Linked DNA regions of Homo sapiens: all the other regions are linked to region 1. A link is a contact called in ENCODE Hi-C data. All regions are on one chromosome and are shown on one strand. The core of a region is the stretch at or near the end of the contact, and the rest is flanking DNA. Distances in the headings are between cores, read along the strand shown. Region 1 holds the start of CEP55 (centrosomal protein 55). Region 2 holds the start of TNKS2 (tankyrase 2). Region 3 holds the start of BTAF1 (B-TFIID TATA-box binding protein associated factor 1). Region 4 holds the start of MARCHF5 (membrane associated ring-CH-type finger 5).

What was found. A loop is a pair of places that touch in the nucleus more often than their neighbours do. Pooled maps may share reads with other maps.
Region 2: a loop to region 1 is called in a map of CD8-positive, alpha-beta T cell, with 6 times the contacts of the local background. The contact joins the promoter of TNKS2 here to the promoter of CEP55 in region 1. A Hi-C loop is called at or near these places in 3 of 168 maps with a recorded cell type or tissue (CD8-positive, alpha-beta T cell and naive thymus-derived CD4-positive, alpha-beta T cell), 2 of 37 single-sample maps with no recorded cell type and 13 of 50 pooled maps.
Region 3: a loop to region 1 is called in a map of CD4-positive, alpha-beta T cell, with 8 times the contacts of the local background. The contact joins the promoter of BTAF1 here to the promoter of CEP55 in region 1. A Hi-C loop is called at or near these places in 2 of 168 maps with a recorded cell type or tissue (CD4-positive, alpha-beta T cell and naive thymus-derived CD4-positive, alpha-beta T cell), 1 of 37 single-sample maps with no recorded cell type and 11 of 50 pooled maps.
Region 4: a loop to region 1 is called in a map of B cell, with 10 times the contacts of the local background. The contact joins the promoter of MARCHF5 here to the promoter of CEP55 in region 1. A Hi-C loop is called at or near these places in 5 of 168 maps with a recorded cell type or tissue (B cell, CD4-positive, alpha-beta T cell, CD4-positive, alpha-beta memory T cell and 2 more), 1 of 37 single-sample maps with no recorded cell type and 10 of 50 pooled maps.

Annotation. Positions count from the first base shown.
Region 1 is chr10:93,494,800-93,498,209 of GRCh38, reverse strand. It overlaps CEP55 (centrosomal protein 55), which reads right to left and starts at 1,598. Exons shown (of 9, transcript NM_018131.5): 1 at 1,287-1,598. RefSeq lists a silencer at 1,270-1,779.
Region 2 is chr10:91,796,625-91,800,034 of GRCh38, reverse strand. TNKS2 (tankyrase 2) reads right to left here and starts at 1,609. Exons shown (of 27, transcript NM_025235.4): 1 at 1,146-1,609. The coding sequence starts at 1,344. It overlaps TNKS2-DT (TNKS2 divergent transcript), which reads left to right and starts at 1,744. Exons shown (of 2, transcript NR_108071.1): 1 at 1,744-1,798. RefSeq lists a silencer at 1,241-1,650 and an enhancer at 1,731-1,900.
Region 3 is chr10:91,922,085-91,925,494 of GRCh38, reverse strand. It overlaps BTAF1 (B-TFIID TATA-box binding protein associated factor 1), which reads right to left and starts at 1,725. Exons shown (of 38, transcript NM_003972.3): 1 at 1,405-1,725. The coding sequence starts at 1,418. RefSeq lists enhancers at 1,183-1,382, 1,993-2,102, 2,450-2,983 and a silencer at 1,443-1,742.
Region 4 is chr10:92,289,471-92,292,880 of GRCh38, reverse strand. It overlaps MARCHF5 (membrane associated ring-CH-type finger 5), which reads right to left and starts at 1,714. Exons shown (of 6, transcript NM_017824.5): 1 at 1,352-1,714. The coding sequence starts at 1,386. CPEB3 (cytoplasmic polyadenylation element binding protein 3) reads left to right here and starts at 1,803. Exons shown (of 10, transcript NM_014912.5): 1 at 1,803-1,955. RefSeq lists enhancers at 774-1,352, 2,300-2,509 and a silencer at 1,490-1,739.

The sequences.
Region 1 (3,410 bases), core at 349-2,848:
CTAGTCCCACCAACCTCCTTTCCCTGTATTTTCTTTTTTCTGTTTCTGTTTCTTTCTTTTTTTTTTTGGCGGGGGCGGGGCGTTAGGGGCGGCAGAGTCTCGCTCTGTCGCCCAGGCTGGAGTGCAGTGGCACTATCTCAGATCACTGCAACCTCCGCCTCCCGGGTTCAAGGGATTCTCCTGCCTCAGCCTCCTGAGTAGCTGGGACTACAGGTGCGCGTCACCACGCCTGGCTAATTTTTTTTTATCTATTAGTAGAGATGAGGTTTCACCATATTGGTCAGGCTAGTCTCGAACTCCTGACCTCAAGTGATCTGCCCGCCTCGGCCTCCCAAAGTGCTGGGATTACAGGCGTGAACCACCGCGCCCGGCCACCTTTCCCTGTATTTCCTATTCCAGTCATCCACAGGGTTCCCCCAGTTCAAACCTTCCTCAGCATGCCTTCCCTCTGTGAACTCTTAACAAACGATATAGCTGCCCCACCCCCACCCCTACACAATCTAGTACCCAATTACACTTCCTGCTAACCTTTTATTTTTTCAATTGTTCAACTATTTTTTCAAGGACTGCACTTTGATTTTTGTTGTTGTTGTTGTTACCCACAGAGCCTAACAGCAAGCCCTCAGATATGATTGGTTGATTGGGGCCGGGCGCGGTGGCTCACGCCTGTAATCCCAGCACTCTGGAAGGCCGAGGCAGGTGGATCATCTGAGGTCAGGAGTTCGAGACCAGCCTGCCCAACATGGCGAAACCCTGTCTCTACTAAAAATACAAAAATTAACCGGGCGTGGTGGCGCACGCCTGTAGTCCCAGCTATTCAGGAGGCTGAGGAAGGAGAATCGCTTGAACCCAGGAGGCAGAGGTTGCAGTGAGCCAAGATCGTGCCATTGCACTCCAGCCTTGGTGACAGAGCGAGACTCCATCTCAAAAAAAAAGAAAAAAGAAAAGAAATGATTGGTTGATTAGCTGAAGTGACCTAAGTCATGCTGGACAGGTGACCAAACAAGCGCTTCCATCCAGTAAATGGTACAAGGCCTCAATTACAAGCCGCATCTTCTACAAGGCGACGCCAATCTTTAAAAATTCCCACATAAAATCTCACTTGAGGAGACAGACAGGAAAAGAGAAACTGCAAAAAAAGGCACAAGTTTTCTCACTTCTAAAATAAAGATGTTTGAGGAACACACAACGAAAGTGCCTGCCAATCGGAAAAAGCCGTCCTAACAAAAGACCTTGGGCAAGTCACTTGGCCTCTCTGCGCCTATCTGTAAGGAGATGATACCCACCGCCAAGTCCAAAGAAGCGATCGAAGAGACAACGGTCTTGAGGCGCCCAGCCGGGTGCCAGGCACGAAGTGAGCGCCAGGGAAAAGGACTGTTATCAGAGCGGGCAGAGATTGAATCCCGCGGACGCGATCTGCCCACTGACCTGCCCTCCCTGGCGGTCCGGACCGGCCCGGCCCCGGGGCTGCGGGTCCTGGCCGCCCCTCGCCACCCTCCGCGGTCGCCTCCCTTGGGCCAGCTAGCAGCTGAAGCGAAGCGCGGCGCTCGCGTCGGCCGAGTCACACCATCAGGTGTGGATGCCGCTTCCGGGAGTTTGAATCCCGCGGCTGCAGGGCGGGGCACGTCACTGCCGGCAGGGCGCGGCCCGCAAGAAGGAGGAGCAGCGCGCGCGCGGCGGGGACGCGGCTCCCCGATTGGCTGCCGCCTTTGAAGGGCGGAGAGTAAACCTGAGGGCGGGCCGAGAAGTGGCTGGGGCCGCGGGGCGGGACAGAGGGCGGGAACACTTCCTCCCGGGCCCGCCAGCTAATTCTGGGATCGGGGGTTCTCTGCGGGCTTAGACCTAAACAAGCTTGGTGTCTCGCAGTCAGGGGCTGGTTTTGTGTTTATACGCTTTTAGGAGAAAGCAAATTACTATTTTTAATGGGATAAAACCAGTGACGATGGACCGAGACGAACTAGTTCTGCGCTCTTGAGCATAGATTCTCCCTGTGTGAAGTGCGGCCCCTCCTGCCCTGGGACAACGGGATTTCACAAAGGAGCACAGCCCCCTTGTCATCCCCTCGGGTCTCACTCTGTCGCCCAGGCTGGAGTGGAGTGGTGCAATCATAGCTCACTGCAACCTCAGTCTCCCGGGTTCAAGCGATCGTCTTGCCTCAGCCTGCCGAGTAGCTGAGACTACAGGCGCACGCCACCACGCCCGGCTAATTTTTTATTAAAAAATTTTATACAGACAGCGGAGTGGGGGGGGGGGGGGGTGGTCTCACTTTGTTTCCCACTCTGATCACGAACTCCTGCCTTCAAGTGATCCTTCCACCTCGGCCTCCTAAAGTGCTGGGATTACTGCCAAAAATCAGCAGCACAGCAGGGAGTGTTAACGGGAGAGATGAGAGGCACGCCCAGGTTGAACGCTGAGATTATGAATGCTAGCGGACCGGCTTTCAGACCAGACTGCTACCCTCCAGCCTGATATCTATCTATTGATCGATTCTAGCTCTTGATTAGCCGCTTTGAGAACGTTACTGCTGAGAGAAGAAGCACATGAAATGTTTAGCAGGGCCTCCCTTTCTCTCCTAGACCCAGCATAAACTCGCTGGAGATTTAAAACAGTAGATACACAGTAGCAAAACATCCTAGGTACACAATATTGTACAAAGGTTATAAACTCTAGATTAGGACTTTCTAGATTTAATTCCTTACTGCCCTGACTAGATGTGTCTCCTTGGATAAATTTATTTAACCTATTTGAGCCTCGGTTTCCCGATGTGTAAAATGATGCAAATAATAATATTTACTTCACAGCTCGGTTATAAGGATTAAATGAGGAAATCCGGCCAGGTGGAATGGCTAATTCCTGTAATCCCACCACTACGTGAGGACGGGGAGCGAGGATTGCTTGAGGTCAGGAGTTGGAGACCAGCCTGGGCAACACAGAGAGATCCACTCTCACCCCACCCAATCCCTGTCTCTAATTTTAAAACTTTAAAATTTTTTTACATGAAAGAAATTCATGTAAAGTGCTTAACATTTAGTAAATGTTCAATTGATGTTAGCCATTGTTAAACAAAAGGCAACACTCAAATGTTACTGAATAGAATGGATGAGAAAACCATGTGGGGAATTTTAAAGAATCAGAGAAACAAAACCAAAACAGAATGCAAGATAACGTTTGGTACCTGCTTCCAAGGAGCTCCCATTTCTGAAGGGAAGGTAAACTAAAGTATCAAGTGGGATTAGGGTGGGAAAAATCAGGGCAAAAGATAAATCATCGTGTGAACATTATTCATTGCCCAGAGTTGAGGGGCAAAATTAATTTCCACAGAGATTTACAAAGATTCTTAAAGAGATATAGAGAAAAACATTTCCCTGTTCACCTTCAAGCCAAATGGGGAGCAAAAAATGGGGGAGAGG
Region 2 (3,410 bases), core at 360-2,859, 1.7 Mb after region 1:
GGAACAGGTTAAAGCGAACAAATCTCCAATTGGTAGAAAGTGTAAAAGTAATATCTGTGAAAGAGGAAATATTTCTCACTGCTCCTTTTCTCTTCATCAATCTAGCCCCAAAAGAACAGGAGTACTTTAAAAGGTATTCCCCGATTTTTCAAAAAATTGTTTTAAACAATCATGAAATACACAAAACAAAAAACCAGGATTGTCAGAGGTAAGAGGAGGTACTCCCATTTTCAATCACGCATGACTCACCTGAAGTTAGAAACAGTCATCATCTTTCCTACAAGTGAACAGCATGCATGCTTTATGGGAATAAGCTGAATATCCCATCTATGGCTCTTTTAAATTTTTCGACTAAATTTAATATGCTTAAATCATAAAGTGAACCTAATAAATATTAAAATAATGTAATTCAAACGATCTAAATTTCAGAATGAAGCAAGGTTAGTCCCAACTTAAATTCTAGATTCAAGCTAAAGTACTTGCACTATCTTTTCTCTTATACTACCACTTTCCGCCCAACTTGTATGTGTGTGTGTCTAAGGCTTCCCGCACCCAGCCTAAGTCAGGTTTCAGTTCTCCCAAACTTGCCTATTTCCCGTTCTAGTCACTCCAGAAACTTGGTAATGATTGGCTATTCTGATAAACCAATTAACGCTAATGTGTCAACGTCCTATTAAGCTACTCCTCCTAAATTACATCCTTGTATTTTACAAAGTCCTTCAAGACCTTAACCCAAATGGAACTTGCAAGAACGAAAAATTTTGGAGGTAACTGACCTTTTAAATCATAAGGTCTATCAACTACGTCCCCTACTCTTTCTTGTGTGTAGAGGCCTTCTAGGGTAACAAGACCGGAAGTTGGTACAGGTATTGTTGATACTGTAAAACAAAACAAAGCCAAAACCCCAAACCACCCCCAACACCTGGCAAAAAAACCAAACCAAGACAAAACAAAAAACTTCCAGCGAGTGTGGCACGCTCACCCTACCCCTAATCTCCTTAGTCCCCACTGGAAGAGAGCGAGATCACCAGGACCAGAGTCCTGGAGAAAGGTCGGGAGGCGGAGGAGCACTGGTTTCAGACCTGTGGGCCCCGGCTGCGCAGGTGGGGTCTGGAGCGAGGCGAGGGGACGCTGGCCCCGGTTACCTGCGGCGAAGTGCAGCGGGGTGGATTTCCTGCCCGCCGTGTCGCGGCTGTTCACCTTCTCAGGCGTCACCAGCCTCTTGACTCGTTCCACGTCCCCGTTGCGGCACGCCTCGAACAGCTCTCGGGCGGCCGGCTCCACGGCCTCGGCCGCGGCGCTCGCGCAGGCCGCTCCCCCGCCGGCGCAGCGGCGACCCGACATGATCCTGGCCGCCGCCACAGCCAGCAACAGCGCCAGCAACCGGAGCAGGAGCCCCGGCCCCGCGAGCAGGAGGGCGAGGCCCCCCGGAGAAGACGCGCTCAGGGCCCGGGCCGCTTGGCTCCCTGCTGTCACCGGATCCGGCGCAGTCCCATGGCCGCGCCCACGCGCGCCCCTCGCTGGGCTCCCTGCCCCCCGGCTGCCCCGCGGCGGCGGAGGCAGCGCGAATCCGCCGTCCGGGTCCTGAAACGACGCGGCGGCGGAAGCTGGCAAGGCCCCTCCTGCCAGCTCCGTCCAGCCCCGGGAGCGCACGTGACGTCGTCCCGCGCGTGCGCAGTGGCCGGGCACCGGCTGGGCAGGTTTCGGCTAGCGAGGCGGCGCGAAGGGTTTGTGGGAAATGTGAGGCGAGAGGCTTCGGCGGCGGGAGAAGGGGCTTCGTCCCACCGCCATCTTTGCGGTGGGTTCTGCTGAAGCCGAACGATCCTGCATATTGTGTTTTTTGTTGTTGTTGTTTTAAGCCCTGGGCTTTCCAGGCTGAACTTTCTCACTACCATTACACTGAAAAAGAGCCCTTGAAAGTTTTGCTCGGATCTTGCACATTCTTTTGGAAGTCTTACTGTGGAAATTGTCCGTGTTTTCAGCTTCCACATCCCTTTCTCCTGGGAGATTTCTTTTCCGTTTTTTTTACTTTGTCTCTTTTCTTTCCTCCGCAACTGCTTTGTTGTTGTTGTTGTTGTTTCTTGTAAACCACTTCTCAAAAGTGAACTAGTTGCCGTTTAATAGAAGTTTGGATGAACTGCCCCCAAAATAAAGGAAATCCGAACAGTCATGGAAGTTGACTCCAATTGGAGGGATGGCTCTGATCAATTACTCTTTCCACAGTAAGTTATTAGCTCAGGATTGATTAGAGGAACTTTTTGTAAATCAATATTGTACCTGACATGCCTAAAGTTTGGATACACTGAGCATACGCATCTCCAAGAAAGTTTTCTGAGTTATAATCTTTTTCTTTGACCAACAAACAAAAGAAAAGCATATAATTGATTTTCATGCTTAAGATACTGGTGTAGTTTTACACGATAATTCCCCACTACACCCCCTTGTCTTAAACTGAAAGAAAGGTATGCCTATACATACATTTTACTTACAGAAGATGATACATGTTGACCTTTGCCATTCTGAAAAGCATCCCCCCCCCAACCTCCTACCTTAACCTGTTTTTCAGGAAATCCAGTTTTTGTTGGGGAATGTTGACTCACTACAGTGCTAAAAGAGGATGTACACTTTTTTGAGCATTTTTATACATATGAAATTGAAGTTATGGTGCTTATCAATAACATGAACATGCATGAACGAACCTAGGACTAGAACACTACCAATATGATTGCGTTTATCATTTTTCTTCCCATAAATCTGCTATGGTGATCTATGATCAGTGATAAGTTGAAATCACTGTTGTAATTGTTTTGAGGCACCACAAACCACACCCATAGAAGACAGCAATCAATCAATAAATGTGTATGTTCTGACTGCCCCACTGACAGGCTACTCTGCCATCTCTCTCCCTCTCCTGGGGCCTATCTGTTCCCTTAAACACAATAATATTGAAATTAGGCCAATTAAGAACTCTGCAATGGTTTTCTAGGTGTTCAAGTGAAAGGAAAAGTTGCGTATCTCTCACTTTAAATCAAAAGCTAGAAATGATTCATCTTAGTGCAGAAGGCATGTTGAAAGCTGAGATAGGCCCCCTTGCACCAAACAGCCAAGTTGTGAATGCAAATGAGAAGTTTTTGAAGGAAATTAAAAGTGCTACTCCAGTGAACACATGAATGATAAGAAAGTGAAACAGACTTACTGCTGATACGAAGAACGTTTGAGTGGTCTGGATAGAAGGTCAAACCAGCCACAAGATTTCCTTAAGCCAAAGCTGAATCCAGAGCAAAGCCCTAACTGCCTTCAATTTTGTGAAGGCTGAGAGACCTGAGGAAGTTGCAGAAGACAAGTTAAAAGCTAGCAGAGGTTGGTTCATGAAGTTTAAGGAAAGAAGCTGTCTTCATAATATAGAAGTG
Region 3 (3,410 bases), core at 476-2,975, 1.6 Mb after region 1:
TAGGTTCTTTTTAAACACTTTCATTTTGTCTTTATAAAGCTACATCCAATCCTGTGAAAATGCACAGGTTGCTCTAAGAAAAGAAGTACTCATCTCCTTAAACACTATTACCTGATAAATGTTATATTAAGTTTACATATCAATGCATTTACAATGTATATATTCATGCATTTATATGGGAGGTAACAAATTAGAAGATACACCTTTCTATATTTGCAAAAATGTAAAATGTCACTTGTATTCTCTCAAGGCAGTTTTATTTAAAAAAAAATTTCCTCACATTGAATAGATTATAAAATAAAAATCAGATGCCCCATACTACGGTACCTAGCAACCCCCTTCACCCAACTCCCATGGGCTTCTCCCACACACTATTTCATCAGTCATCTAGGGAGTCTGTAAGGAATGGGTTATCCTTTCCCTTGCAAAACAGATAAAACTTGTGCACTTAATACGCTCAAAGAATGTGTTCAGTTAATTATAAAAAAATGAAAACTATTTGTTTTCATCATTTATTCCTTCAGTCTATATGGTAAAAGAATCCAATTCTCATTAAAAGTTACCATATCAACTCTAAGGAACTTGGTGAATCCATCCGATCACTATCACAGAGGAACTATCCCTTAATTACATGTACAGAGGGTCACCAAATTCCGCTTACAAAAGCTTTCCAACCATTCTATCATACCGGAGGAAAAAGTAATGTTTCTCCTATAGCTATACAAATAAATGTCGTTAGTTTTTCTATAGTTTTCCTGGGCTTTCCTGTTGACAGGCAATATTTCAAAAGAATATAAGATCTGTGATTTATCTTCCACGCCTTAGTTACGGAAAATGATGCTAATACGATAATTGGCTTAAGGTTACAACGCTGACGTTGGAATGTTTACTGCCAAACAAAAGGAGAAATTATACTTAATTTTAAAAAACATCTCAGGAAAGAACATACCCCTAAAAACGTAAATTAAAACTGGTAACATAATTAGACGGTCTCTTAGATAATAGTAATTCAGGTTTCCCCTCCATCGACAGTAACTACCAAGTTTTCCCATGAAATGGAGGTTAGGGACCAGCCTTAGAATACTGAGAAAGATAAGAGACTCCCCTAGAATCGAAAGAGGGAAGAGAAACCAGAGAACAGAAACATGGTGAGGAAAGAGAAAAAACAGCTCTAACGTGCCAAGGGGTCTATTAACAAGAAAAAGGCATTATTGAACCGATTTACCCAGGAGTAACCCGAGCCCAAACCCCCGCCGACCACGGGGCGAACTCCGAAGTCTACTGAAGAAAGCTCCAGAGCCCAGTGACAATGAGAACCGCTCTTCTCTAGGAGTGGGGGCTCTAAGAGGAGACCATGCCTTCCCTGAATCGCCTTCCAGTTTGCTCGTCAGGAGCAAGACCCACCTGGAGACCGCCATGGCCGGGCGCCGGCGGTTCGGAGCTCCCCGCGACCTACGCGCCGCGCAGCTGAGGCGCTAGTTTCCAGAGAGCTGAGCGGCGCAGGCCCAGGCCGCGGAGCACAGGGGAGCGGCCGGTGCGGCGTGGGGCGTTCCAGCGCAGGCCCTCGGGCATCTGCCCTGCCGCCTACCCGAGCTCGTCCCCGCGGCGGCCGGTAAGCAGGGGTCCAAGACGGTAGCGGAGGCGGCAGTCCTCCGACCCGCACGACTTCAAACCGGGTACCCTCAGCTCCGCTCTTTGCTGACGCGGGCGTCGGCACGCACAACTGAGCGTCAGCGCGCCGGAAGTGACGTAAGCTCACCGACAGGAGCTTAGCTCGGCGCGAGCGCCTTTGGTTTGGCGGCACGCGCCTAAATAAAAGCGCTTTGTGCTGATGTGGAGAGGGTGTCTAGTCTTAAAACTAGGGAAGGAGGTGAAGTAAGGGTCCCCTTATTTGACAGAGAAGGAAAAAGGCGATTTAGTCCAAGTCCTGGAACTTCGAAAGCTTGGTTTCTAATTCCACACTACCCAGATTCTGCTTCCCACCGTACTGCATCTAGGAAGCAAGATCAGAAGGACCTTAACATGCTCTTGTCCAGGTGGTGAAGCCAGTGGGAGGAGTGAAAGCAAAAAGTCGCTATGACACTGAAGAAATGGCTCAGATGTTTGTCATTATTTGCCAGAAGTTCTGCCTAGGTATTGGAGAGAAGGTCTTCTGACCAACGATTTTGCCAAGTTTGATTTCTCAATTGTTTATGTTGTTTGTACCATCATTTTCTCAGCCAGCCAGATTTGAAAACTACCATTTTTAAATTTTTGTTCCTTTGGGGGACTTATCTGGCTTTTCAATATTTTTAAGTTCATTAGGCTTTTAAACACTTCTGCCAGGCCCTTATCATCTTACACTTGATTTTTTTTTTTTGACCGAGTTTCGCTCTGTCGCCCAGGCTGGAGTGCAGTGGCGCGATCTCGGCTCACTGCCAACCTGCGCTTACCGGGTTCAAGCGATTCTAAATGTGCCTCAACCTCCCGAGTAGCTGGGAGGCACACGAGCCCCACGCCGGGCCAATTTTTTGTATTTTTTAGTAGAGACGGGGTTTCGCCATGTAGGCCAGGCTTGTCTCCTGCTCCTGGCCTCAAGTGATCTGCCCGCCTCGGCCTCCCAAAGTGCTGGGATTACAGGTGTGAGCCACTGCGCCCGGCCCTTAAACTTGATTTTTATGCTAGTAGTCAAAATAATATTTCTCCAATTTTCAGTTCAGCCCATTTTATAGGCCAACAGATTAATCTTCAAAAAACCTCACTGCTTTTTATCATGTCGCTCCTATGCTTATAAAGCATGTCCATTGGCTTCTCATTACCTGAAGAGGCTATGTCTCAATCCTTGAGTCTGTTTTTCATCTGTAAAATGAGGCTAATGAGAAGTACTGCAGAAGATTGTGGGAATAAAATGAGGTCATGAATCTAGAAGAGCTTACAAGAACTTTGTAAACCATAAAGTAGTATATATGTATGTAAAGAGAAAGAAACTAACAAGTACCTGCTGTGTGCTGGGCACATGACATGCATTATCCATATAATTTGTAGGGAAGCCTTGAAAAGTTAGTTTTAATCTTCGTAGACAAGGAAACTAAGCTCAGAAAGGTTAAGTAATTTGCCTCAAGATTCAAGCTAGTAATAATATTTATTGTCCAGTCATTCAACAAATGTTTGTCACCTCTCTGTATCAGAAACTCTGCTTGGCGGTGTTCATGCTATTAAAATCTAATCAAGTTGATGTTCAAGATATCTTTACATTTTCACTTTAGTCACCTACTTGCCTCATCAGTTTATCTCCCACCATTCAATAACAAGCAGATACTTTTTACTGATCGTGTACAGCAATCATTTAGCCAAAATTAAGCACCTACCATATGAGAGACTGGAACTTCTGAAGAAACCAGAACAGACAAGGTGCCTACTCTGGTTGAATT
Region 4 (3,410 bases), core at 465-2,964, 1.2 Mb after region 1:
AAATAAGTTTGTGCATTAGTTCATACAACAAATACTTACTGATTACCTACTGAGTACCAGGCTCTGTTCTGGGATTCAAGATAAACAATAGTAAGTTTCTGCTTCCAAGAGCTTATAAACCACACACATATCACACACATATATATATAAAGCAGTCAATACAATTGTCAGGATGTTGACCTGAAACAAGGGCTGGATGAATCACCAGTTATCTCAACTGAAAAAAATCAGTGACATAATTCCTATTAACTGAGATGGCTCAAAATTCTAAGCTCCAAAAAAATGTCTGTCACTCTGGAAGGATGTGTACCCTTGGGTCATTTGTGTTCTGGGTGTGGCAGGCCCAAAAGCATTTAACTGGGTATAAACTCAATTAAGGGAGGGCCTTCATTTAACACCTTACAGTTGGAATTTTACTGAGTACAAAGAGTTGGTACCACCTGCTGAAATGGGTGGCAAGTGGTGTCTATTGAGAATTGTAAGCAACCACAAACATCATGAATTAGCTTGTACAACTTGCTATGCCAGGAAGTAAGACTTGGCTCGGGGGAAATGTGGATCTAGAGTCTCCAAAAACTCATGGTAGGACCCACGGACCAGAATTTCAACAGCAGAGGGCGGTGCACCCGACTTCACAAAGAGTTTTACCGACTGGGGCCCCCCAAGAATGGGCAACTGGACTCCTGTACGAGCTGAAACGTCTTCAATGAACTCAACGATCGTCAAGTACACTAAATGTTCAGCGTTGGACTCATTTGGCTGTTTTCCATAACCTCTACTCTGGTCTGACCGTTAAATCTCCCTTGCGGATACTCTGACCTTACAGTTCGGAGGTGGGGACGGGATGGGGCGGGGGGGACGGGGGGTGCGGGTTCAGGGAAAGTGGGAGAATGAAATCAGCCTATCAGGCTTTCCAAAAGAATGCTTATCATTGGTTCTCAGACAGAGACTTAAAATTATAAGGGGGTCATTCCCCTGAAAGATAACCCGGTTCTTGCCAGTGACATCGCTGACAAACACTTCACAAGTTGGGGAGGGGGAAGGGGGAGGGGAAGAGGGTAAGGAAAACTAATTTTGTGGATTAACAGGAGTCCCTCTCAGGTCAAAACGGGGTTCCAAGGAAACCAGACGCCACTCCTTAGCTAAGTTTCACCCAAAGTCTACGACCCAGGCCGCTCGCTCTGTCCTCCCCCAGGTCTAGACTCCAAACTTTTTGCCCCTCTCACGGCCCCCTGGCCGTGGAACTCCTCCCGGCACGCCGGGTTCTGCTCACCAAGAGCCTCGAGGGCGGGCGCGGGCAGGGCCAGAGCGAGGGTCGGCGGCTCCCGGTCCCCCCCACAGCTGCCCGTACCTGTCCAGCATCTGCTGTAGGGCTTGGTCCGGCATCTTCCGCGGAGCCGGCGCACACGGCCTTCCCCAGTGGACCCGCTCAAGGCCAGGCCCAGGGACAATAGCACTGAGAGGCGGCGGAGTAGGCCGCAGTCCGGCGGCAGCCGCGAACCCGTCACCCAGCTTCCCGGGGCAGCTCCGCTAGCCTGGCGGCGGCGGTGCAGGGCCTGCGGGAGTCCGGCGGAGGCGGCGGAGAGCGAGGAGGAGGAGCCTGAGGCGGGGAGGCGGCGATCGCGGCCCGGGTTCCCGTCCGTCGGCCCGAGGTTCCGGTCCATGGACCGCGGGCGCCGAGTTGCTGCCGGCGGAGGAGCTACCTTTGTGAGGTAAGAGTCGCCGCCTCCGTGCGCGCCAGGGTTACGACGCAGGGCGGCCCAGAGCAGCCTGGGAGATGTAGTCTTCGGACCGTCTCCACTAGAGGCTGCACAGCCCGCCCGGACCAACGCCTCCGCGCCTGCCGCCGTCTGGCCGGCGCCCTCCCGTTTCCTTCCTCCAGGGGGAAAAAATGTCTTTCGGGCCGCTTTCCAGGAAGCAGCAGGATGCGCCGCTCCACTGTCGGTAGCAACAAGGTCAGCCCTCCCTGCCTGTTTGTTTTTGCCTCCGCTCTTGCCCTCAGGTGGGACCGAGCCAGGTGAGGGGAGGGGGCTGAAGGGCCATTTCTTATCAGGGTCCCCGGCCCCGGCCGTGGCGTCGGGGCGGTCAGTGGCGGCAGTGGGGGTGGCAGAAACTCCTTCCGAAGCCCCCGGCGCTGGAGCCAGCCTCTCCTGCGGCAGAGCCCATTTTGGGGGAATTACACCACCTCCGCGAGGGGTCGGTTGGTTTGGTGCGTGAGGTTCTTCTTGAGGGGGCGGGCAAATAGGGACTGCCTGGACCAGACAGCTTCCACCCGAGTCTCTCTGTGTGTTTGGGGCTGGGGAGTTGGGGGAAGGAAAGATGATTCTCTCCCTCTCCAGGAACCTTCTCAAATGTGCCTGGGCTTTCCAGGGCTCGCCGACAGTCTCCAAATGGAACACGTTGGTGAATAAACAGCTCTTGCTTACTCAGCTGTGGGTTGTCAGGGATGTTTGTTTCTCTCTCTGCTGCTGGTCACTGTTAACCGTTTCTAGTCGCGTTGACACCTTCAAGCAGGTGGATTGGGAGTGGCGGGGGTGGGGAATCAAAAAGGAGAAATCATCAGTCACTCCTTGGGTCAGCTTCTGACGTTCGAGGGATAGCTTTGGCGGGAGGAAAGAGCTGTCGGCTCAAACGAATGCGTTTTTTGGACGACCTGTGGCGTTTTCTCTAGGGCTGTGATTGGTAGGACGCTGGTAGTTTTCCCTTGATTATGTCTAATATCTGCTACAAGGTGTTTGATTTTTTAAAAAATGAAAATGTGTTTTTAAAGCTCTTTTTATATGTAGAATTTTACAATCAACTTTTCATTATCTGTTCAAAATTTGCGAAGTATATTTGAACTAGAGTGTTCATTGCTGGGAAAAAACAACAAACCCAAAAAATGTGACCAGAAGCTTACTTGGCCTCCAATTTTTGAAATATGTTTTTGAGAAACAGCACCCACCCCCCCCCACCACACACATACACACACACTCCTCCTAGGGAAAGAAAATGAGTATTTAGTTTAATCGGGGTGTCTAATATTTTATATATATTTGTATTATATATAATATATATGTATTATATAATATATAATACATTTATAATATATAATACATATATACATTTATAATATATAATACATATATATATATATATATATATATATTTTTTTTTTTTTTTGGTAGAGACGCGGTCTCGCCATGTTGCCCAGGCTGGTCTTGCAACTCCTGGGCTCAAGCGAGCCACCCGCATTGGTCTCCCAAAGTGTTGGGATTACAGATGTGAGTCACCGCATGTGACCAGTGTCTAATATTTTATTTAATTAATTCATTTATTTAATTAATTCATTGATTTTGAGAGATGGAGTCTTGCTCTGTTGCCCAGGCTGGAGTGCAGTGGCGCTGTCTTGACTCACTGCAAGCTCCACT